Regions from separate parts of the Mus musculus genome. Here region 2 is linked to region 1. A link is a loop called in an ENCODE intact Hi-C map of the cell type or tissue named here. Cell type or tissue: heart. All regions are shown on one strand. Each heading gives the region's core, and the rest is flanking DNA. Links, peaks and the distances in the headings are about the cores only.

Region 1 (12,631 bases), core at 2,832-10,831:
CTGCGCCAACAATTTCATGAAACTGTTACCACATCTGAGCATGGGATTTGAGGTAATCTAAATCTGTTTTCCCAAGCCAGGGCCACTCATTTTTGGCTCCAGAATAGTTACTCAACACCTTTTTGTTGTTGTTGTTTTTTTTGTTTGTTTGATCTGGCCTTTTCAGATCAGGGTCAACCTTAGGTACAGAGTGAATCTGAAGCCTGTCACAAAACCAAACCAAAGGAGAAAACAATTTAACCAATTAAAAGTGAAAAATAATGAACTGGAAAGATAGTTTAGTGGCTCCAGATCACTGGTCCTTCATAGGACCCAAGTTTGATTTCCAGGACCCACATGACAGTTTACAACCAACTATAACTCTAATCCCAGAGGATCTGATGCTTTCTGGACTTTGAAGGTACAGGCACACACATGGTACAAAGACAGACATATAGACAAAACAATCATACACATAAAATAAAAATAATTGTTAAAAAGCAGAAAGTAAAGTGGCTAAAGAGGTGTCTCAGCGGCTAAGGGCACTTACTTGAATTCCATTCCCAGCACTCACAACCATATGTAAGTCCAGTTCCAAGAACTCTGAGGCCATCTTCTGGCCATAACCAGCACCAGGCATACATGTGTTACACATGCATACATACATGAAAAGCAGCATCCCCTCCAAACAGAAAAGATACATGGAAGTATCTTATTTTTTAAAAAGTGGGACAATATCAAAGTTGCCTTTAAGCCAGGTATGCTGCTGTGCACCTGTTAATTCCAGCACTCAAGAGGCTGAATACAGAGAATTGAGAGTTCAAATAGCAATACCCCATTTTAAAACAAACAAACAAAACCAAAACAAAAGTAGAAACAAAAAGTTACTATATTCGAAGGCCTAGTTTGTGGGTACCAAATGCATTTAAAAGTCAAATGTCCTTTACTCGGCCCTGCACAGGCATGCAAGGAAAAGGGAAAGGAAGGCTTGTTCATTGACAGAACACTATCAGAGCAGAGGAGATGGGCGCAGTCATCCCTGACATCAGGCATCACCCGGGCAGGGCCATACTGCTCTCATCTGCTTTACTCACAAGTCCAGAGACATATATTCCTTCTAATTTTTGGGAGGAACTGGGAAAGGAAGCCCCAGAACCACCCCTCGAACCTTTCATGTAAATGAGGTCCCACCACTGTGTGAAGGTTTTAATTTCTTTTTACAAGATCTATATTTAAAACAGAGTAGGCAGAGGCTCAGATAGAATCTTTGGCTCACCATCTGTTTTTCCCTTTTTATAAGCAATAAACACACTTGGAAAACCTCAAAAGAGTTTTATGCTTACTTGAGGAAAAGAGAGCATGAAAAAAATTAGTGAGACTGTAGTTCTTCTACAGGTTTGGAGTGGGATGGGGCAGAGTAAGTCAGAAAGGAACGGGGTATTTGTGGAAAACACATGGGACTTCCAAGAGATGGCATAAAAAGGGAGGGAGAGCCATAGCAAACAGTCACTGATGGAAAGATGCTCACACACATGGAACTTGACTTCAAGGTGATAAAACAGGAAATGTCCATTTCAACTTTAAGTTTCTTGCTGTTGATTTTTCCTCCTTTTGTCATGACATTGCTTAGCTTTTCTCTTGCTCATTTATAAGCTCTCTTTGTAAACCAGGAAACCAACCCTCAAGTGTAGAGAGACAACTCAGCGGTTAAGAACACTGGCTACTCTTCCTGAGGACCTAGATACAATACTAAGCACACACAGGTGCCTCACATCTGCCAATAACTCCAGTTCCAGGACCTCTGGTACCCCTTTCTAGCTTCCTAGGTATGCATGTAGTACACAGATACACATGCAGGCAAAGTACGCTTGCACACTGAGAAGAAGAAGGTAGCCCTTAGAATCAGGTGAGGATGATCAAAGCACACTACAAACATGTTTGAAAAATAAGGGCTGAAGATGTAGCTCAGTTGACAGGTGCCTGCCTAGCATACATGAAGTCCTGCTTAACCCTAGAATCACAAACCCTAGAATCACACAAGCTGAGAATGGTGGCATATGCTTATAATTCTAGTACTTGGGAGGTTGAGGCAGGAGAATCAGAAGTTTAAAAAAACCAGCTGCACAGTAAGCTGGAGCCCAGCCTGTGATATGAGACTGTCTCAAAAACAAAACAAAAATGTTATAATCAAATCCATTTTCTATATAATTTATATCATGTGAAAAGATGAATATGATCAAAATACATTATTTTGCATGTATGCAAATGTCATAGTGAGACTCATTATTTTGTACAGTATATGCTAATTATGAAAAGTAACTTGAAAAATGAAGAAACTTGGGGCTGGGCCAATGGCTTAGTGGAAACAGTGCACCTGAGTTTAGGTCCCCAGCACCCATGTCAAAACTGGGTTGCAGTGTCATGCTTCTGTAACCTCAGAACTGAGGGGTGGAGAAGTAGAACAGGAAAATCCAGGGCTGACTGGCCAGCCAGTCTAACCGAAAGAACAAGTTCAATTGAGAGACCCTGTCTCCAAAAATCCTCAAACAAGAAACAATGAGAGTAATACAGAAAAAACCCCGACCTCTGGTCTCCATACCTACATAGGTGAGGGCTTGTGCACTCACTACACACATGCATGAATGAGTGAGTGCTAGTGAGCGAGCAAGCGAGTGTGCTCACACACACACACACACACACACATGCATATGCACACACAGAAGCTAGTTCTTAGACATTATAACCTGACAAATCTTTCTTTCTATGTGTTGTGTATAGCAGATGCCCTTCTGTTCTCCTTTTTAACCTCAATCATCACTCATCCATCAAAGAACCTGGAAATCTCTTTTGACTTCCAAAAGGCAAATAACATTTTTGTATTATTAGGAAAACAGTTTTGACCTCCAGAAAACCCGGCTCACCTTGAGAATACTACCTGACATTGCTTATCTCGTTCATCACCCTATCAATCATTAATGATGACTGATTTTTGTTGGCATAAATAGCCTACAGGCAGAAAAGGGACTGGGAACCACAGATTTCAAGATAATCTTCAAATTCATTAGTGTGGATACTTTTCACAGACAAACCAAACCCATCAAATTTACTTCTTGTTATGACCCTTTCTTTCTCCTCTCCACTGCATTTCAAGCTCTCTCTGATCTTTCTTCAAATGCACCCTTTTGTTCAGAGGCCTCATCTCATTCTATCTTCAGAGCTGATTGCCTTTCTCATCTCTGAAGCCTTCCCCTGAGATCCCCATCCCCAGCCCCCCCCCCAACCACCACATAATTTTTTACTTCCTTAGACTATGAGCCCTGTTCATGTCGCTCTACAATTACTCCTTATGTCTGCCTCTTTACCATATACTGAGCTACTGAAGGGCTGATGCACTCTACTGTCTTTGCATGTATAATGTCTTCCACAAAGCCAGAACCCAAACATGTGGTCACACAATTGGGATCTGCCTTTCAGAGTCAATTCAAGGCTCATATATCCTCAAAGTAATCCAGGCCATGGTGACTGCTCCGCCTACTGTGAATGTGGGTGGCACCATTCCATGGGCTGCAGGCTTGGACTAAATAAAAAGGAGGAATCAAACTGAGCAGTCGTCTCTCTGCTCCCTGACTATGAATGCAATGTGACCAGTGGTCTCAAGTGCCAGCTTCCATGGCTTCCCCGACTAATGGTCTGTACCCTCAAACTGTGAGCGAAAATAAACCCTACCTTAAGTTGCTTTTGTCAGGTATTTTGTTACAGCACTGAGAAAAGTAACTATGCCAGAAAACTGGTACTCAGGAATGGAGCCTTTGCAATGATAAACCTGACAATGTAACTCTTAGACATCTTGAACTGGTTTGTGGGAAGAATGTGGAAAAGTTTGGAACTCTCTGCTAGAAAAGCCCTCGAATGCTTTAAGCAGAGGTTAATCAAAATAATCTTCCAACTCATTAGCATGCATGCTTACTTCTTAACAGACTAATCCAGATGACTGGAACCCAGATGATTCCATCAGGAGCCCCGGATACCCAACTTAGTGCTGCAAGATTTGGTGTTGGAATCTCTCCCTCACTATCCATCATAGTTCTTCATAACTGGTTAGCATAATTCAAACTATTCTTCTTCTAGGGAGCATTTTAACTATAAGTGGAATCATCAATTTGAAAACAGGTGCTGAGATGCATCCTCTCAAAACCCAGATACTGCAAGCTTAAATATGACACTATATTCTGAGGCCTCAATACACTTGCCCTTCCCTTCCTGTTCTCCAAGACCTTAGATTTATCATTCCTTATTTTAGTTGTTAATAGTTTTAGCTTCCTTAACAAACATTCTAATGTACAGTTACTAGTAAAAATGCCAAACCTTTGAAGTAGAGTCAAAGAAACAAGGAAAGTAAAAACAAAAACAAAAAATCATACACAAGATGAAAATACTGTCTTTGGAAACAAGTAATTTATGGTAAGTAGGCTCAGACCAATGCTTTTCCTTAAATGGAATTTGTCTAAAAAGTTGTATCTTTCCCATCACTGTTCTTTCATGCATCCACACCACAGTGGGACAAACAGCCTTTTCCAGAAAACACGCAGATAAAATCATTAAAACTTACTCCATAATATAAGATTGATAGTAACTGAAGATCAATCACTGTTTCCAATTTTCACTGTTTTGCATATGTAATAATGTCAGTAAGGAATAATATAGGCAAATATAGCTAAAAATACTCAGAAGATGTAAGTGCAGGGTGCTCTGGATTCTGCTTGTTTATAGGTAAACCATCAGTTACAACCTTTAACCGAATGTTGAATTTTTAATACAAAAAAGACCTTAAGTTGGGGGCAATTCTTCCTGACATGTTGCCACATGAATAATCTTTCAATAAAGAAATCCTGGAATTAATTTCATGTAATAAGAGACTGTTAGATATAGGGGTGCATGTCTGTAAACCTAGCACTCTAGAGGCTGTAGCATTAAGATCTTAAACTGTTCGAGGACAGTTTAAGCTACACAGACAAACCTTGTCTCAAAAAAAAAAAAAAAAAAAAAGGAGGAGTCTGATGAATGGAAGGAAGCCATCAGCTGACAAACAGCAGTTTCCTCACCCCATTTTGCCCCTCCCCACCCCACAAGCTGTAGGAAGTAGAAAGCTGCAGAGTGTACCTTCCAGGCGAGAAGCAAAACATTGAGGATGGCCAGCAAAGGGCAGGGTCCATTCTCATTCTGGGTGATGATGGGCGTGTTCTCCTCTTTCCACTGGATCCATTTGATGTGATACACCGACTGTCCGGGAAAGCGTTCTTTGGAGGCCGCTAGCACCTGAGCCGGGTCCTCCTCCTCCTCTTTGCATAGAGGTGCAGCCCTGGGCGGCCCCGCCGCGCCCTCCTCCACGTCCTCGGGGACCCTGGTCTCTGCTCCCTCCTCACTATTGAACTCAGAGCTACTGGGGAAAGAATGCAGGTTGGAGAAAGACTCCAGGGAGTCCAAGCTGGGCGAGTCCCCAGGGGGGCTCGGCTCGCTGCAGCTGCTGCTCGGGGCGCCGGTGCTGCTGGGCTCTTCCGCCGCCTGCTCCACCCTGCAGGTGCCCGTGTCGCCCACTGGCCCCGACCCTCGGCCCGCCGCGGCCTCGGCCAGCTCCGGGGAGGCGGTCACCTTGTGCTGCCCTCTTGAAGGCACCTCCGAGGCGGCAGGGCTCGACGACGCGCCGTCCTTCAAGTCCGAGCCCGCGCCGCATCCGAGCTGCGAGGGGGACGTCGGGTCCCCGAGGCTGCTCCGCGCTGCCGCCGCCGCCGCCCCCTGCCCGCCGCTGTCCACCGCGCGTCCAGCGGGACCATCCTCAGCCTCGCGCCCGCCGCGCCGTCGCCCTTCCGGCGGCGACACTCGCCCGGCCGCCACCCCTAGTTCCAGAGGCTGTGGGCTGTCAGGGCTGTTCTCCATCCCCGGCCGCCCGCCCCTGGTCCTATAGACACCGCGGCCGGCTCTCCTCAGCAAGCGCCTCCGACGCCATGACAGCCGCTCTGTAGCAGCTCCAGCGCCCTAGCGCGGCCTCGGCCAGGCACGTCACCGTAGAGGGCGGCGGGAGCGCGCGCGCGTGCCCCCGCCCGCCCGCTCGGAGCGTGCCTCCGCGTGACTGCGCTCGTTGAAGCGCCCGGACCCACTCGGGGAGCGCTTCTCCCCCGAGGCCACGCCCCTCCCGCGCGTTCAGGCTAGGGAAGGCAGAGCGAGGCCAGGGGCGTGGCTGAGGGCGTGGTCAGGGGCGCGGCTCGGAGAGCCGCAGCGCCACTAGGAAAATAATCTTGTGTGTGCTGCCGGAAGTTGAACTCCGGGGCATCCCCGCTGCGCGCGGTTACTTTAAAGGCAGTGGCTGAGGCTTGTAGGGAGTGTGGTCTACTTTGGGCTTGAGCCTGGTGGACCCCGAAAGTGGTAGTAGCATTGGAAGACAGCCATTCCCTGAAGGCCTCGGGAGAGCTGGCTTTTTCTTTTCTTTTTTTTTTTTTTTAGCTTTTAATGTTGAGAATTGGAAGCATTTCTTAGGAAATGCAAATTTGAAAGGCGAGTTCTGTTGGAGGCTTTTGGAAGACTGCGCAGTACAGGGACAACTCTCCCTGGGTTTTGGCTGAGAATCGCTGCGCTCCCAACCAGCTACTGGTTTGCCTTGCCGGAGGTTCAATGAGGTTGTGGATATTGGCCTACGCCCCAGGCGAGAGGGTAAATTTGGTCCAATAATAATAAATCAGTTTGCGTTTGAAGCAAGCCAAGTCTTTGCGGTTCTGTTCACTTGGCTTCTCTTTGCACAGAGTGGGAAGCTTCTGCTTCCCGAAAAAATGACTTTTAAAATTAGAATTGACTTCTCATCAGGGCTTGACATCTGCATAGAGGATGGACAGAGTTGCCTGCAACTTTTTTTTTCTATTTATTTACTTACTTATTTATTGGCAAGAGTGGATATAGATCATCTAACCTGCTCTGGAAAAGTGGGGTGTTTTTTTTTTTTTTTTTTTGGTTTTTTTGTTTTTTGGTTTTTTGTTTTTTTTGTTTTTTTTTTTTTTCCTGGACCCTTCCCTCTTCAAAGTTGTCTGAGAATATAAAAATGAACAAGACAGGTGGGTCTTCCTTTAGTATCAGGTATACAAATATATGGTGCATCATGGATTGTTACACTTCTGTCCTGCTACTGGTTAGAAAAGTAGACAAATTAATGCATTATTTTGCTCATTCATGTGTTAGCACCAAGCATGTTACTGAATACTGTGTTTCACACTAAAAATATCACTATTATCTTCTCAGAAATGATGATCTCTTTCTCGGCACTCTCTTCGACTTCTCCCTCTTTCTTCCCACCTCCAACTCTCTCCTCCCTTCCTTTCTTTTCTTCCCCCCCCTTTCCTTTTTTTTTTTTTTTTTTTTTTTTTTTTTTTTTTTTTAGGGCTGGGGCTCAATTCATGTATGACAAACACTCTACAGAGCCCTCTACTACTTTGCTTATCTTATTTCACTTTTGTTTTTTGAGACAGAGTCTCAATTTGTAGCCCTGGCTGGCTCTGCCTCTCTTCCAATTTGAGAGTCTCACCCTGTGTCTTAGACTAACTGACCTGGAATTCACAGCAATCCTCTTGTACTTTTTCTCCCACTCCAATTTTGAGATTATAGATGTGAACGCTGTGTTTTTAAGACTGGAAGTTATCTTCCTTTCTTTCTTTCTTTCTTTCTTTCTTTCTTTCTTTCTTTCTTTCTTCCTTCCTTCCTTCCTTCCTTCCTTCCTTCCTTTCTTTCTTTCTTTCTTTCTTTCTTTCTTTCTTTCTTCCTCCCTTTCTTTCTCTCTCTCTCTCTCTCTCTCTCTCTCTCTCTCTCTCTTTCTTTCTTTCTTTCTTTCTTTCTTTCTTTCTTTCTTTCTTTCTTTCAATTGAGGTTGGGTCTCACTATGTAGTGTAGCTAGCCTGAAAGTTGTTATGTAGGCCAGGCTGGACTCAAACTTTCAGAAAATTGCTTGCCTCTGCTTCCCAAGTGCTAGAATTAAGGGCATGTGCCACCATGCCAAGCAAGATCGGCAATTCCTGAAAACTGGAAAAGTTAGAAAAGATAATGGAAAGTTTTTTCTGAGTGTTGAATTTTGGAGTTCATGTTGATCCATAAGCAATAATTCCTGCCATCACCATTGAGATTTTTCTTTTTCTTTTTTTATTAGATATTTTATTTATTTCCATTTCAAATGTTATCTCCTTTCCTGGTTTCCCCTCCGAAAACCCCATATCCCCTCTCTCCTCCCCTTGCTCACCAACCCACCCACTCCTGCTTCCTGGCCCTGGCATTCCCCTATACTGGGGCATAGAACCTTCACAGGACCAAGGGCCTCTCCTCCCATTGATGACTGACTAGGCCATCCTCTGATACATATGCAGCTGGAGCCATGAGTCCCACCATGTGTTTTCTTTGGTTGGTGGTTTAGTCCCAGGGAGCTCTGGGGGTACTGGTTAGTTCATATTATCGTTCCTCCTATGGGTCTACAAACCCCTTCAGCTCCTTGGGTCCTTTCTCTAGCTCCTTCATTGGGGATCCTGTGAGCATCCACTTCTGTATTTGTCAGTCACTGGCAGAGCCTCTCAGGAGACAGCTCCTGTCAGCAAGCACTTGTTGGCATCCACAATAGTGTTTGGATTTGGTGGTTGTATATGGGAAGGATCCCCAGATGGGGCAGTCTCTGGATGGTCATTCTTTCAGTCTCTTCTCCAGACTTTGTCTCTGTAACTCCTTCCATGGGTATTTTGTTCCCCCTTCTAAGAAGGAATGAAGTATCCAACTTTGGTCTTCCTTCTTGAGTTTCATGTGTTTTGCAAACTGTATCTTGGGTATTCCAAGCTTTTGGGCTAAATCCACTTATCAGTGAGTGACCATCATGTGTGTTCTTTTGTGATTAGGTTACCTCACTCAGGATGATATCCTCCAGATCCATCCATTTGCCTAAGAATTTCATAAATTCATTGCTTTTAATAGCTGTGTAGTACTCCATTGTGTAAATGTACCACATTTTCTGTGTCCATTCCTCTGTTGAGGGACATCTGGGTTCTTTCCAGCTTCTGGCTATTATAAATAAGGCTGCTATAAACATAGTGGAGCATGTGTCCTTATTACATGTTGGAGCATCTTCTGGGTATATGCCCAGAAATGGTATTGCTGGATCTTCTGGTAGTACTATGTCCAATTTTCTGAGGAGCCACCAGACTGATTTCCAGAGTGGTTGTACCAGCTTGCAATCCCACCAGCAATGGAGGCATGTTCCTCTTTCTCCACATCCTCACCAGCATCTGCTGTCACCTGAGTTTTTGATCTTAGCCATTCTGACTGATGTGAGGTGGAATCTCAGGGTTGTTTTAATTTGCATTTCCCTGATGAATAAGGATGTTGAACATTTTTTTAGGTGCTTCTCAGCCATTCGATATTCCTCAGTTGAAAATTCTTTGTTTAGCTCTGTACCCCATTTTAATAGGGTTATTTGGTTCTCTGGAGCCTAACTTCTTGAGTTCTTTGTATATATTGGATATTAGCCCTCTATCAGATGTAGGATTGGTAAAGATCTTTTCCCATTCTGTTGGTTGCCTTTTTGTCCTATTGACAGTGTCCTTGGCCTTACAGAAGCTTTGCAATTTTATGAGGTTCCACTTGTCAATTCTTGATCTTACAGCAGAAGCCATTTGTGTTCTGTGGAATTTTCCCTCTGTGCCCATATGTTCAAGGCTCTTTCCCACTGTCTCCTCTATAAGTTTCAGTGTCTCTGGTTTCAGTGTGGAGGTCCTTGATCCACTTGGAGTTAGCTTTGTACAAGGAGATAAGAATGGAGATAAAAACGTTCATTCTTCTACATGCTAACCTCCAGTTGAGTCAGCACCATTTATTGACAATGCTCCTCTCTCTCTCTCTCTCTCTCTCTCTCTCTCTCTCTCTCTCTCTATCTCTCTCGTTTTTGTTTTTCGAAACAGGGTTTCTCTGTGTAGCCCTGGCTGTCCTGGAACTCACTCTGTAGACCAGGCTGGCCTCGAACTCAGAAATCCACCTGCCTCTGCCTCCTGAGTGCTGGGATTAAAGGAGTGTGCCACCATGCCTGGCTTTACCTCCTTTTCCAAAGATTAAGTGACCATAGGTGTGTGGGTTCATTTCTGGGTCTTCAATTCTATTCCATTGATCTACCTATCTGTCACTGAACCAGTACCATGCAGTTTTTATCACAATTGCTCTGTAATACAGCTTGAGGTCAGGGATGGTGATTCCACCAGAAGTTCTTTTATTGTTGAGAATACTTTTTGCTATCCTAGGTTTTTTTGTTTTTCCAGATGAATTTGCAAATGCCCTTTCTAACTCTTGTGAAGAATTGAGTTGGAATTTTGATGGGAATTGCATTGAATCTGTAGGTTGCTTTTGGTAAGATGGCCATTTTTACTATATTAATCCTGCCAATCCATGAGCATGGGAGATTTTTTCCATCTTCTGAGATCTTCTTTGATTTCTTTCTTCAGAGCCTTGAAGTTCTTATCATACAGATATTTCACTTGCTTAGTTAGAGTCACACCAAGGTATTTTATATTATTTGTGACTATTGTGAAGGGTATTGTTTCCCTAATTTCTCTCTCAGCCTCTTTATCCTTTGTGTAGAGAAAAACCACTGATTTATTTGAATTAATTTCATATCCAGCTACTTCGCTGAAGTTGTTTATCAGGTTTTGGAGTTCTCTGGTGGAATTTTTGGGGTCACTTATATATACTATCATATCATCTGAAAATAGTAATATTTTCGCTTCTTCCTTTCCAATTTGTATCCCTCTGATCTTCTTTTGTTGTCTAATTGCTCTGACTAGGACTTCAAGTACTATATTGAATAGGTAGGGAGAGAGTGGGCAGCCTTGTCTAGTCCCTGATTTTAGTGGGATTGCTTCAAATTTTTCTCCATTTAGTTTGATGTTGGCTACTGGTTTGCTGTATATTGCTTTTACTATGTTTAGGTATGGGCCTTGAATTCCTGATCTTTCCAAGACATTTATCATGAAGAGGTGTTGGATTTTGTCAAATGCTTTCTCAGCATCTAATGAGATGATAATGTGTTTTTTTCTTTGAGTTTGCTTTTATAGTGGATTACATTGATGGATTTCTGTATAATAAATCATCCCTGCATCCCTGGGATGAAGCCTATTTGATCGTGATGGATGATTATTTTGATGTATTCTTGGATTCGGTTTGTAAAAATTTTATGGAGTATTTTTGCATCGATATTCATAAGGGATATTGGTCTGAAGTTCGCTTTCTTTGTTGGGTCTTTATGTGGTTTAGGTATCAGAGTAATTGTGGCTTCATAGAATGAGTTGGGTAGAGTACCTTCTGTTTCTATCTTGTGGAATAGTTTGAGGAGAATTGGTATTAGGTCTTCTTTGAAGGTCTGATAGAACTCTGCACTAAACCCATCTGGGCCTGAGGTTTTTTTTTTTTTTTTTTTTTTTTTTGGAAACTATTAATGACTGTTTCTATTTCTTTAGGGGATATAGGACTGTTTAGATCATTTATCTGATCCTGATTTAACTTTGGTACCTGGTATCTGTCTAGAATATTGTCCATTTCATCCAGATTTTCCAGTTTTGTTGAGTATAGGCTTTTGTAGTAGGATCTGATGATTTTTTGGATTTCCTCAGATTCTGTTGTTATATCTCCCTTTTCATTTCTGATTTTGTTAATTAGGATACTGTTCCTGTGTCCTCTAGTTAGCCTGGCTAAGGGTTTATCTATTTTGTTGATTTTCTCAAGGAACCAGCTCCTGGTTTGGTTGATTCTTTGTATAGTTCTTTTTGTTTCCACTTGGTTGATTTCAGCCCTGAGTTTGATTATTTCCTGCCATCTACCCCTCTTGGGTGAATTTGCTTCTTTTTGTTCTAGAGCTTTCAGGTGGAGCTTTTTTTCTTAAAAAGTTAGAGACATTAAACAATTAAGAATGTGCTTCTGGATTTGGTTGCTTTACAGCAGTGAACGTCACGAGGTGCTGAGACTATCACTGATGTCAGAGAATTCAGACCGTGTGTGGTTCCTTAGATCTAAAAGGAAACCTGCAAAGGTGAATTATATGATTAAACTGGGTGAATGACTAAATGATTTGTAAGCCAGCATAGCATACAGTAGTGCCAAAAATAATGGGACATGCTTGTCAAAGAATGGCTTTTCATCAGTTTTTGAAAATCCTATGTGGATACTTGCAGGTTAGCAGTGGTGCATGCCTTTAATTCCCAGCACTTGGGAGGCAGAGGTAGGTGGATCTTTGAGTTCAAGGTTAGTCTGGTCTAAAGAGTAAGTAAGTTCTAGGACAGCCAAGGCTACACAGAGAAACCATGTCTTGAGAAGCAAGCAAACAGGGAAGAAAGAAAGTGAGAGAGGGGAAGATTCATTTATTTTTATTTTATGTATATGAGTGTTTTGCTTATATGTATGTATGAGCACTGAGTATGTGCCTAGTCACTGCTGAGGTCAGAAAAAGGGATTCGATCCCCAGAAGGGAGTTACAGGCAGTTGTGAGCCATCGTGTGGGTGCTGGGAACTGAATGTGAGTCACCTGCACGAACAGCAAGTGCTCTTAAAAACTGAGCCATCAGCCGGCGTGGGGAGTGATGGCACATGCCTTTAATCC
Region 2 (12,631 bases), core at 1,699-9,698, 190 kb after region 1:
TGTGATGCTCATGTAAGATGTTGTATGTATACAGCCTGAACCTTGCCGCATTGGTGAGTCCTAGGCTGCCTTCCGGCACCAACACCTTCAGAGTGGCTAGGGTGGGGCGGTGGGTGCAGCAGTCATAGATGGAGCAGGCTGAGAGATGGGCTGAAAAGAGAGGGCTTTTTAGATCATGGCCTGGGCTTTACATTTCTTCCTTTCCTGCTGCTGAGTTCCCTGGGCCCAGACTGGTGGCAAAAAGACAAGTTCCTTTTCTGACTTTGTTCCTTTGTACAACAGAGCCAACCTCTTCACTGTGCTCTCTCAGATTCCTGGACAGCATTCTCTGGAATCAACCTTCCTATGCCTGGCAGTGAGGTTCCTTTAACGACTCACTTCCTGTCTGCTCTGCCCCATCATTAACCTCCAAATGAACTAGAATCATCTCCAGAACAGGAGCTCACACTCAAACCAGTTTCACCCAGATGGGGGCGTTTGTTTCTTCCTTACTATCCTGGTTGCTTTCATAGCATTATCTGAGGACTTAAAAATTAATATTATTATTTTGGAGACAGGGTTTTGAGTTTCTCAGTCTGGCTTCAAACTTGCTATATAGCAGAAGGTAACCATCAACTTCTAATCCTCCTGCATCTATCTACCTTAGAGTGTTGGATTACAGGTTTGCAAGAACACGCCCTATTTATACAGCGCTGGAGCTAGAGCCCAGTGCTTTGTTCATGCTAGGCAAGCACTCTACCCACTGAGCCACATGCCAGCTATTTCTGGAAGTACTTTTCAGTTGTTAAACACTTAGGGGTGGGGGCATGTGGAGTGCTATTTGCTTCTAGTGGGCAGAGGTCTGAGGTCATGCTAAGAACAGGCCTCCCCTTCCACTAAAGAGTGATGCAGCCTCGCATCTCAGTAACATTGTTGTTGGGAAACCCTGAGCATGAGTCATCATCAGGAAGTTGGTGTCTGTTTCTTTTCCTGATGCCAAAAGAGAAGAGGCAGGCATAATGAAGGTACTTTCATCCTGGAGTTAGAAGACCTGGGCTCAGGACTCACTTGCCACTAGCTAGTCATCTGACCTCATTTGAGTTATCCAGTCTCTGCAGGTCTGTTTCCTCCTCCTCCTCCTCCTCCTCCTCCTCCTCCTCCTCCTCCTCCTCCTCCTCCTCTTCTGTTGCTGGGCGCTGAGGTGCTTGTCACTAAGCCTGCAGGCTTCCTGTCCGGATCTCTTAGGGCTGCCTTCTATATCCTTATTTCATGAGATTTGACAGAAAACAGTGCCTGGGTGGACTGTGTGTAACGGCAGTGGAAGGATCCTTCCAGTCGCATTTCCACTTCCCTATGCGCTACTTCCAGGGTTATATCCTCACTCTTCCATCTGTGTGGGAAGGGAGCTCACCCACAAAGGGTGTTTCCTGAACTGTAGGCAGAGCTTCAAATACCCACAATTCCCATAGGCAGCAGTTTTTGACACTGGAACTTTTAGCCTTAAATTTAAATTCTTGTGAGACCTGTAAAAGGGTTTGCTGTGTGTGTGTGTGTGTGTGTGTGTGTGTGCCTAGTTACTTAAGAGGTTCAGGGCTTTATACCCTTCAAGGTGAGGCTATGGGAGGTTTTGATAAGACTAGACTAACAGAACATTGGTGAGCTTAGCATGCAGCGCTATGCAGTGTAGAGGACAGATCTCTGTAAGAACCAAGAGCCCTGCTGTGCCCAACAGGCAGAAAAGAAAGGGAAGAGAATTGGAGAGATGGCTCAGTGATTAAGAGCACTGGCTGCTTTTGCAGAAGACTGGGGTTTGGTTTCCAGTACCCACTTGGAAACTCACTACCTTAAACTGCAGTTTAAGGTGTCCAGTGCCCTCTTCTGGCTTCCATGGGCCCTGCATGCATGGGGTGAACATATATACGAAGGCAAACACTCATAAACATAACAGAATAATTGGGGAAGTTTGCTTAGTAAGTAATAAGAATGAGATGAGGCAGAAAGGCGATGGCTCAGTGGGCAAAGTGCTCGAGTGCCACACAAGCATTAGGACCTGAATTGGAGTCCCCAGGACCTAAGCACCATGGAACACATCTGTAACCCAGCACTGGGAGAGCAGAGAGACTCCTGAAGCTTGCTGGGTAGCCAGTCCAGCAGCATCAGTGAGCTCCTGGTTCAGTGAGCTCCAGGTTCAGTGAGAGGCCTTGTTTCAAAAGTTAAAGTGGAGAGCAGAGGAGGGAGACGCCTGAGATTTACCTCTGGCCTCCACACACGTGCGAACATACATGTGTGGGCACACCTGCACACACATGTGTGCACACCATACAGTTGTTGAAGGGAGAATTAGTGATGGATAGAGGTGGCTCGGATAGTTGGCTGTCATAATGCATTCATTATTGAATGGCATAAGTATTGCTGTTTGGAATCTGGGGACAAACTCGCCTTAGATGGAAGACTATTGCAGACCCATGGGACAATATCTTAATGGAAATCTCAAGAGGACCAAATTGTTCTTAAGTTACTTGATTTTAGGGGTGGCATTAACCCTTTTTAGTCAGCTGCCCTCCAATTCTACAGTTCAAAACTGTCTCGAAAATGGAGGAACGGCGTCCATATTTATTTTCTCACATATGTAACAAACAGCACAATGTCTCAATAAAAATGTATCTGTGGGATTCTTTTCTGGGTTACCTGTATGTTATGTGGCTTTATGTGTGTGTGTGTGTGTGTGTGTGTGTGTGTGTGTATGTGTGTGTGTATGTGTGTGTGTGTATGTGTGTGTGTATGTGTGTGTGTGTATGTGTGTGTGTGTGTGTGTGTGGTGTGTGTGTATGTGTGTGTGTGTGTGTGTGGTGTGTGTATGTGTGTGTGTGTGTGTGTGTGTGTGTGTGTGTGTGTGTGTGTGTATGTCTTGTCAGGCATTTTGCTTGTGCTATGACTTGGTTTATTTATTTTTTGTTACTTCCCATGCTCGGGAATCATTAAGGATTTTGGGTTTCAGTAGCCTTCTTTATTATTATTATTATTATTATTATTATTATTATTATTATTATTATACTTAGACATTTCAGTCACCTTTTCTTCAATCATATCTCAGTCCCTACCCTTTCTTTTCTAGTTAATACACACAAGGCCTCTTGGGCCTTCTCCCAGTGCTGTTGGTTTATTCTGCTCTGTGTTTCACTGGATATTTTCTGCTGTGATGGCAGCAGGTCCACCAATCTTCTCTTCTCCTGTGTCCGGTCTGTTGTTAACCTGCCCAATGTCTTGTTTTCTAGGAGCAGTACTTAGGTGTTTTAAGTTGCTCCCACATTTCTGCTTAGCATCCACACTCCTTCCCGCAGGTTCTTGATCTCAAAGAGATGGAACATACTTCTTGGGACTCTTGCCTTGGGTCTGCTGCTCAGTTGGTAGAGAACTTGCCCAACACCACTGAGGCCCTAAACTCCACTCCCAGCACTACATAAAAGTCGGCCCGGTGGTATATGAAACCACACACAGAACTTGGGAGGTAGAGGCAGGGGTATTAGAAGTTCAAGATCATTCTTGTCTCCATAAGAAGTTTGAGGCTAGCCTATGCTACATAATATCTCAAAAGAACACCACACAAAACCTCTTTATGTTCTTGCTCACCAATTTTGTTATTATTATCATTTCTAGTGTTGTTCAAGTTGACTGACCTTTCTTTTAATTGTGGGGTTTTGCCTTCTTCTTCTTCTTCTTTTTTTTTTTAATGTAATTTCTGTTTAGACACCACACTCTGAATTTTCTCTTCTTGGTCTTGGACATTGTTGAATGTTCTAAATATTATTTCTGGGTACAGTTACTTTACTTGGAAATGATTTGAGCCTTTCAAACTTTGTTATGTGGGACCAGAATGGCTTTAGCTTGGGACTCATGGTCCCCGGTCCTGAGGTGATAAACCTTGTGAATAGTCAGGTCTATCTATTCCAGTGCTTCCTCACCAATCTCTACTGGGCTGAAGACTCCAGGAACACTCTGCACCTCTCTGAAACTCCTTCCTCTGTCAGCGCTGCCTTTCTCCTGTCTGAACTCTAAGCTCTGCCTCTCTCTCCAAAGGGAGAGGCTGGTGGGCTGGGAACCCCCTTCAGGCAGCAAACTGAAAAAGAATCAGAGTGCTTTGTCTTTATTTCTCATCTCTCAAGGTCGCTGTCCTGTGTTGCTTGTTGCCCGGGGCTTGAAAACATTTCCCAGGAAATAATAAAAGCTGGAAGACTCCCCAGGAACATCTTTAAAGTTCAAACAGAGATGCACAGAAAACCCCATTGCTGCGGAGTCAGCTGTAAGTTGGTCGGTGCTGAGTTGGTTCTTAAAGCCTAGCTTGGTGCCAGCAAGGCACGGACAGGTGACAAAGAAGATAGACGTGCCACATGCATGTGGAAAAGCACTGGGAAGGAGAGGGACGAGATACTGGCGAGCCTACAGCAATGCCAGCCGCTCTACAGAAAGGGCCCACAGCACCTGACATATTTTATTCCCCCTTGGGGCCACCTCCTCATGCTATCTTTCTTCAGCTTAGTGATTGACACCCGAAGCCTCAAACTTCAGGTATTCTTGATCCCATTCCTCCCTTGTCAAACTTTGAATCAGTTTTCAACGCCTGTTCATTTTTGTCTCCAAAATATCTTCCAGTTTAACCCTACCTCGCCATTCTTATTCAGACCTCACTCAGACTCTCCCAGAAACCCACTATTTGACACTCAGAAAGGTACATTGCCCATCTGGCTCTGAATTTCCCTTTATGGACTGTATTTATATAGTACATATAGATCACTTTTACTTCACACCGATAAAGTTTGATTCTGATGAAGGTCTACCCAGAGAGGCACATGTTAAAGGTATGAGTGTGTCCTGACACCATAGCTAGTGTTCAGTATTTGCTGGGTGAATGAGAGATTTAAAGAGAAAGGGTTAGAAAGATGGCTCTGCAGTTAAGAGCACCTTTTATACTTTCAGAAGACCTGGGTTTGATTCCCAGCACCCACACAGTGGCTCACTCTAGTTCTACGGAATCTAATACCTTCGGATGCCCTCCACAGACACACTCACACATAAAATAAAGTTAATAAAATTTTAAAATAGGAAACCCATAAGAACTTGTATCTTTCAATAGTTAGGTTCCACCAAACACATACATCGCAGCCTCAAGTGTTTCTTCCTGTTTTAATTTGCATTTCGTTACAGAGACTTTAGAAACAAATACACAGTGCGTGTTTGTCCATTAACTTCTTTTATTTACTGAGCCAGATAGTTGCCCTTCCTACCTCTCTGTCTTACTCTCTTGTTCTTGAAGTGAGGGCAAATTAGAGCAGAATGTAACACTTGTTGAAACAATAGGAAACTCCATTTCTAGTGCGGGGTCGAAGCTCAGTTGGTAGAGCACTTCCTAACATGGATGGAGCCCTGGGTTCTATTCCCAGCAGCACATAAACCTGGCCACCGTGGCTCACATGTGAAAGTAAAGCACTCAAGAGGCAGGGGGATCAGAAGTTCGAGGTCATTCTTGGCCACTTAAGAGTTTAAAGCCAGTCTTTGCCACAGAAGACCTGATCTCAGAGAAACCAAAACCAAAAAGCAACCAACCAACTCACAAATGAACAAACAACTCAACTAACTAACTAACTAACTAACTAACTAACTAACCAAAGTCAAGGAAACACTTCTTGCAGCATCAACACTATTTCCAGTTTTGTGGAAGCTCCTCATAATTGTTTTAGTTTTAGTTTTTTTTTCTTTTCTTTTCTTTTTTTTTTCTATCTTTTTTGTTTGAGACAGGGTCTCACTATGTAGCCCTGGCTGAGCTAGAACTTGATATGTAAGGCCAGACTGACCATAAACTCAGAGATCTACCTGCCCCTGCCTCCGAGGTGCTGGATCTAAAAGCGTTCTCTATCACCCAGCCTCTTACTTGTTTTATTGAAATTTGTATTATTTAGAGTACAACGAAATGGAGGCCACCCAGCTTTAACAGGTCCACAGCAGCAGCGGCTCGGAAGGCTAAGCCGCTTGTTCCAACCACAAACAGGCGCCACACTCTCTGTGTTCAGCTGGTAGCCGGGCCACTCGGACAAGCATGTTTGCTAAGCCCCTGTTATTCTTCTCTCCTCTGCCTCTTTCCCATAACAACATCTGATTGCTTCACTCACCCTCTCCCAATCTGTCACCAGCTTGTCACAGACTTGATTGAAACACTACTAATTTAGCACGATGACTTTCTGGCAGGGTGAGGTTGGCAAAGCCAGAGGAGATGTTTGTTTACCCAGAAGAAAATGACTCGGAGGTTTGGAAACAGAAAGCCCCACCTGCCACACCCTAGAGCCATGAAGCTATGCCTAGGGTAGGGATTCCGGGAGGATCCCAGTGCAGAGGCTGCTGTGGGCGGAGCCAAGGCTGAGGCTCCAGCTGCCTTGGGGGTCTTTCTGGGTTCTTAACTCTAGGAGAGTGAATTAAGGGGGTTTCTTTCCGAGGGCTGCTTTGCTAGAGAACCTTATTCTTTTCTTGTTTTCAAACAAGGCTCATGCTAACTGCAGTTGGTTTTTGAGTCCTCGGTTCTCTTTTCCGTTTATCGACTTCCTTTTCCTTTTCTTTCCTCACCTTTGGTTTTTAGCACTTCCCTCCATTGTTCTGAGGACTATTTGTTTTTTTTTTTTTTCTTCTTCTGGGAGTTAGCCATCTAATAGGAGTCAGGGCAAAAGAGGCCAGCTCTGAGTGAGCCCTGCCTCCTAGGGAGCCCGGGATCCACTTTGAAGATTGTTGAGACTATTTGTATTAATAACACTTGTTCTAGTATTGTTCCTCGTTTCTGATCATCAAAGAGCTCAGAAAGGTTGAAGCCCGCACAATCTCTGCCAGCTTGTCCTTGGGAGCAAGTGTCTAGAACAGGGTTGATCTAAAATTGTTTTCTCAGTGAAGTGGGCGGGCTACAGATTCACATCAAGGGAGTGTCAGCTTGCAAAACAGCTTCTTGGCAGAAAGGGATGTGGGATTTCAGAGGAACTGTAATCTATTCAGTGCTGGTTAAACGAACTCCTTGATTCTGAGTGTGGTGTGTGGAACCTGGGTCCGTGCCCAATGAACAATTGCGCTCCTCTGTAGCAGGGGGCTGCAGAAAGTGGAACAGCCTTTGAGATGGGAGTTTTGCTTTTCCCATGATGCTTTGCGTTTCCCTTTCTCCATATTTTTATTCTATTTAATTTAATTTTTGGTGTTTTGCTTGCCTTAAAGGAGCTGAAAGGTGGAGTGTTGTTTGTTCCACGTTTATAAAATGACCCTCACTGTGGCAGGTCATCTTGTCAAGACTGCCTAGCTTGCTTACATTGACCATAAGGACAGGGACCAGGATTTCATCTTTCTTCCCTCTGCTTGTGGCCTCCAGTATATACTCAGAGCCAGAGAGTAGGATGCTTCTCCTGCAGCTGGGTCTCCAACATCATAAAGAGGCCACTTTAAGATGGGTGCCACAAGTCTGGGACTCCATAAAAAGTCTGGTCACCTTAAAAGATAGGGACCTAGAGATGTCATTTCCCTGGCTTTGATCCCTGTGGGATTCCCAAACAGATTGGCACACCCAGTTTGCCCTGGTCATTCCCTCCTAACATAGCTTGTTTTTTAACTTGTGTCCTGGCTTCTGACTCTTTTAGAAAGCAAATAAAACAAGGCAAAACTTAAAACTAAAAACCATTTAGTTTTAAACCTTAATTTCAAAAGGACTAAAGATTTATTGTGGAAAACTTTTAAAATGGGGGAGAAACCTTCCTTAAAATATAAGGAGAAATAACCAAAATTATCTTCAGACATAGTACTACTGCTAGATCCTCTCCTGGACATATACCCAGAAGATGTTCCAACTGGTAATAAGGACACATGCTCTACTATGTTGATAGCAGCCCTATTTATAATAGCCAGAAGCTGGAAGAACCCAGATGTCCCTCAAAAGAGGAATGGATACAGAAAATATGGTACATTTACACAATGGAGTACTACTCAGCTATTAAAAACAATGAATTTATGAAATTCTTGGGCAAATGGATGTATCTGGAGGATATCATCCTGAGTGAGGTAACCCAATCACAAAAGAAGTCACTTGATATGCACTCACTGATAAGTGGATATTAGCCCAGAAACCTAGAATACCCAAGATACAACTTCTAAAACACAAGGAAATCAAGAAAGAAGACCAACACGTGGATACTTCATTCCTCCCTAGGATACGGAATAAAATATCCATGGAAGGAGTTGCAGAGACAAAGTTTGGAGCTAAGATGAAAGGATGGACCATCCAGAGACTGCCCCACTTGGGGGTCCATCCCATAATCAGCCACCAAATGCAGACACTATTGCATATGCCAGCAAGATTTTGCTGAAGGGACCCTGATATAGCTGTCTCCTGTGAGGCTTTGCCAGTGCCTGGCAAATACAGAAGTGGATGCTCACAGTCATCTATAGGATGGGACACAAGGGCCCCCAATATAGGAGCTAGAGAAAGTACCCAAGAGCTGAAGGGGTCTGCAACCTTATAGGTGGAACAACAATGTGAACTAACCAGTACCCCCAGAGCTCGTGTCTCTAGCTGCATATGTAGCAGAAGATGGCCTAGTCAGCCATCACTGGGAAGAGAGACCCCTTGGTCTAGCAAACTTTATATGCCCCAGTACAGGGAAACGCCATGGCCAAGAAGTGAGAGTGAGTGGGTAGGGAACGGGGCCGGGGGAGGTTATAGGGGACTTTTGGGATAGCATTTGAAATGTAAATGAAGAAAATATCAAATAAAAAATGTGGGAAAAATTATCTTCAATCTCACGGTCCAAGAAAAATCATTATTAATGATTTCTTCCCATTTTTAAAAGGTACAGGGTGTGGTGGGCACATCCTTAATTCCAGGACTCAGAGTGTTTACTGCTTTTGTGGGGGACCTGGATTGGGATACCAGTAACCACATCAGGTGGCTTACAACTGTCTGTGACTCCAGTTTCAGAAGATGCCTTCTGGCCTTCTCAGTCACCTGCACACACATGCATATAGATGCATGCAGCCACACACACACACACACACACACATCAGTTAAAAACTAAAAGATGTATGTGTTATATGACCTTCAGTGTACGTGCATGTATTTAGATTAGAATTTTGATTTTGAAATGTATACTGGCTTGGACACTTCTTGACATCACCTTTTTTTGAAGGCCTCAGGGACTGTCCATGTAACTATTGCAGTAGCTTAAGCTACAAGCATTGTGACCAAATGTAAACAACCCCTGATGTAATCCCACCCCCATCCCCTCTTGTTTTGTCTTGCTATGCAGCCTATACTGGGCCCAAACTCATGGTCCACCTGCCTCAGCCACCTGGATGCCCAAATTACCGCGTTCATTGGATCATAAACCTTTCTCTACATCCCAGAATAATATGTTTCTGGAGGCCTTCCTGGGAGTGGGATTTTTAGATGATCTGGACTTGTAAATCACTCAATATATAATGTTGGCTGTCTGTTGTCTCTAATCTATCCTTAACTAAAGAAGTGATGCCCTTGTCCTTCTGGATACATGGGTCCTGCCAGCTAGACCACTATCTCTCATACCAGAGCCTGCCTGTGACCCAGCTCCTGGAGCCATGATGTTTATCATTCACTATTGAGCAGCATCTACTCTGATGCCTGAAGACCACCCATGGTAGACCCCTCCCCCATTGAATCATTGCTCCCATTGCTTTGAAGCAGGGTCTGGCCTAGGAAAGCTAGTTATGTAATCTCCTTTCCCCAGTGGGGGAAGGGAAAACAGATAAGGAATAGAGGAGAAGACTGAAGGATACATCATAATTATGCCAGGTCACAGATGACCACTTAATTTCCATTTTGTCCCATTTCCTGTAAGGCAGAGGAAATTTGTGGAGCCTGGAGCTTTGGGGTCTAGTGTTGACTCTCTCAGTCACTGGCTCAGTGACCTTGGGGAGTCTCTGAAGCTATCCGTGCCCCAGATGAATTCAGTGATAATATCTCCCAGGTGTGGCTATTGAGAAGAAGAAATGAGGTGTGGCCTGCCAGAGCTGGTACACTGAAGTACAGCTCATGTGTTGCTTAGCAACGGGGATATGAACCGAGCAACTGCATCATTAGGTGATTCTTCAGTGTGGACAGAGCTCCTGGACACATAGATTGCAGTAGAGCCTACTAATATACCTAGGTTACATGGTGTGTGTATGTGTGTGTGTTTTCCCAAAGCCATGATGCACAAAACAAGTTAAGATTAAATCCCACCAAGAAAAGTGATGCAATCAAGAGGTCCAGTGAACAGGAAGTGTGAGAGATTCTGCCTGCTCGACGTGGCTTTGTTTTTTAGCACTTTTTTTCCCATAAATAGAAGTATACTAGGAACAATAAAAATATGGCTCAGCAAACAAACAAAGCAGTCACGGGGTCGTATATCATCATTATTGAGTGTGGGGGGTCTAGGTGCTCTATGACTGCCATCACAGCAGGTCTGTTTACTCCAGCAGCACCACAGACACAGCACACAGTGAGTAGTGTGCATGATGTCACTAGGCTTGAGTGCAATCTCCACTGCCACTGTGGTGTGTGAGGTCCGCTGCTGGCACAAGTGTTCTTATGCTATGTTCGTCAGAGGAAGGGTGGTTACCCTCTCCCACGCCTCCTGCAGTGACGCGCGTCCTTTGTCTGGATAGGTGTCTCTTATTGTGTTTCAGAGTGGCACCTCTGAGTTTGCATTCACTTGCTGCAGGTCATGAGAAACAGGGCACAGGGTTAAATGGCTGGGACAGTGTTGTGTGCCTGTAGTCCTAGTATTCAGGAGGTTGAGGCAAGAGGATCCCACAATCAAGAAATCTGAGATTCATCTGGGCAACAAAGTGACACCCTGGCTCAAAAACCAAAAGTAAAACAACAATGATAGAAAACAAACTAGGGTCTCTGCGCTCCCAGTTGGCCAAGATGGTGTCTCGCAGGAAGAAACAGAAGGCTGGCGGCCACGAGGAGAGCATACCGAGCCCACCGGGGTATTCAGCTGTTCCAGTCAAGTTCTCGGCAAAGCAGCAGGCTCCTCATTACCTCTACATGAGACAGCACCGAGTTTGCCAAGGCACCCAGTCCACATGGCCTCCCGATCGAACCTTTTTTATCCTTAATGTGCCCCCGTACTGCACACAGGAGAGCCTGTTTTGGTGCCTCTCCTGTTGCGGCACCATCAAGACAGTGGAGCTGCAGGAGAAGCCCGACCTTGCCGAGAGCCCCACGGAGCCAAAGTCACAGTTTTTCCATCCCAAGCCGGTGCCGGGCTTTCAGGTAGCTTATGTGGTGTTCCAGAAGCCAAGTGGAGTGTCGGCCGCCTTGAACCTGAAGGGCCTATTGCTGGTTTCTACAGAGAGCCACCTTGTGAAGAGCGGAATTCACAAGTGGATCAGCGACTATGAAGACTCCGTGCTGGACCCTGAGGCCCTGAGAATGGAAGTAGACGCATTCATGGAGGCCTATGACAAGAAGATAGCTGAGGAGGAGGCTAAGGCCAAGGAGGAGGAGGGAGTCCCTGACGAGGAGGGCTGGGTGAAGGTCACCCGCCGGGGCTGCAGGCCAATGCTCCCTCAGACGGAAGCCGCCAGCCTGCGTGTTCTGGAGAAGGAGAAACGGAAGCGTGCCCGCAAGGAGCTGCTCAACTTCTATGCCTGGCAGCACCGAGAGACCAAGATGGAGCACCTGGCACAGCTGCGAAAGAAGTTTGAGGAGGACAAGCAGAGGATTGAACTGATGCGGGCCCAGCGTAAATTCCGACCCTACTGAGCTGTTCTGATAAGCAGATACCAGGCCAGGAAGTAGCTGTTCCCACAGTTCCATCTCTACACCGACGCAAGGCTGCCTTGGAGGAGGATTTGGCCTTCACAGAGCTGCCTCTGCCCTCTCCTGCCTATAAAGACACTCCCAGGATACCTGGCTCACCATCTGGCAAGCTTGCCCTCCATGCAGCCCCTCCTGACAACAGCCACTTGGAACTCAGTGAAGATGGGAGATTTTATTTCCACCACTGGTGGCAAGGCCACAGACTGCAGAAGCCTCAGAGCCCAGAGGGTCGGCTCCAGCCCTGCTTCCTTAGCATCACCAAAGCTCACCAAACACCCCAGGCCCCTTGTCAGAGTCACAGATAAGGCCAGAATCTTCTTTTCCCTGGCCCTACCTCTGCTGAAGGAGTCTCTGCTGCCTCTCTTGGTCTGCAAGACTCCCGCCCACTCCACCTGTTTTGTGGGACGAGAGTGCTCGAGATCCAGTGGAAGCTAGAAAGCGCACAGGATCCCAGAGCTACAGCCTGGCAGAAGTCATCCTCTGTAGGCCCTGTAGGAAGGGACTGATGACTCCGGCCACCACCTGGGGCTTGTTCATGTGGATGTAGTGATTGCCTGGGACTTCCACAAACTGGAACCGCTAGAGAAAGGGGGTGGGTGGTGAGATAGCGCCCACTCAGGAGACTCTTGTGGTCAGAGGCAACCTTGTCTATTCACAGTAGCCTGGGGACTTGGAGGCTGTCACGGAAATGTAGGTATCTGAGCTGTGTATATATTACACCGGGGCAGCTACAGTCAGGGTCACTGCTGGTTCTGTTCGAGATAAAGCCCAGAAAGGCAGGCAGGGTACTGC

What was found. A loop is a pair of places that touch in the nucleus more often than their neighbours do. Peaks named below come from ENCODE experiments on the same cell type or tissue, not always from the same donor. Only the 100,000 strongest peaks of a DNase experiment are listed, where the experiment ranks them.
Region 2: it touches region 1 in a loop (2.3-fold over the local background); 2 of 42 quality-filtered maps call a loop at or near these places.

The regions. Positions count from the first base shown.
Region 1 is chr9:70,651,134-70,663,764 of GRCm38, forward strand. Mindy2 (MINDY lysine 48 deubiquitinase 2) reads right to left here and starts at 6,041. Exons shown (of 9, transcript NM_172772.2): 1 at 5,140-6,041. The coding sequence starts at 5,913. Gm31872 (a long non-coding RNA gene) reads left to right here and starts at 6,538. Exons shown (of 3, transcript XR_379591.4): 1 at 6,538-7,079; 2 at 11,974-12,064. In heart, for the core only: a CTCF peak has its summit at 6,299; DNase peaks (open chromatin) are centred at 5,308, 6,138 and 6,648; H3K4me3 peaks cover 2,434 bases; H3K27ac peaks cover 1,720 bases.
Region 2 is chr9:70,841,637-70,854,267 of GRCm38, forward strand. The region is part of intron 1 of Lipc (lipase, hepatic); the gene reads right to left. It also overlaps the pseudogene Gm3436. Among named protein-coding and RNA genes, the nearest start is that of Gm32017, 66 kb to the right of the region's middle. In heart, for the core only: CTCF peaks have their summits at 1,860 (motif pointing left) and 6,004; DNase peaks (open chromatin) are centred at 6,245 and 6,862; H3K4me3 peaks cover 724 bases; H3K27ac peaks cover 2,845 bases.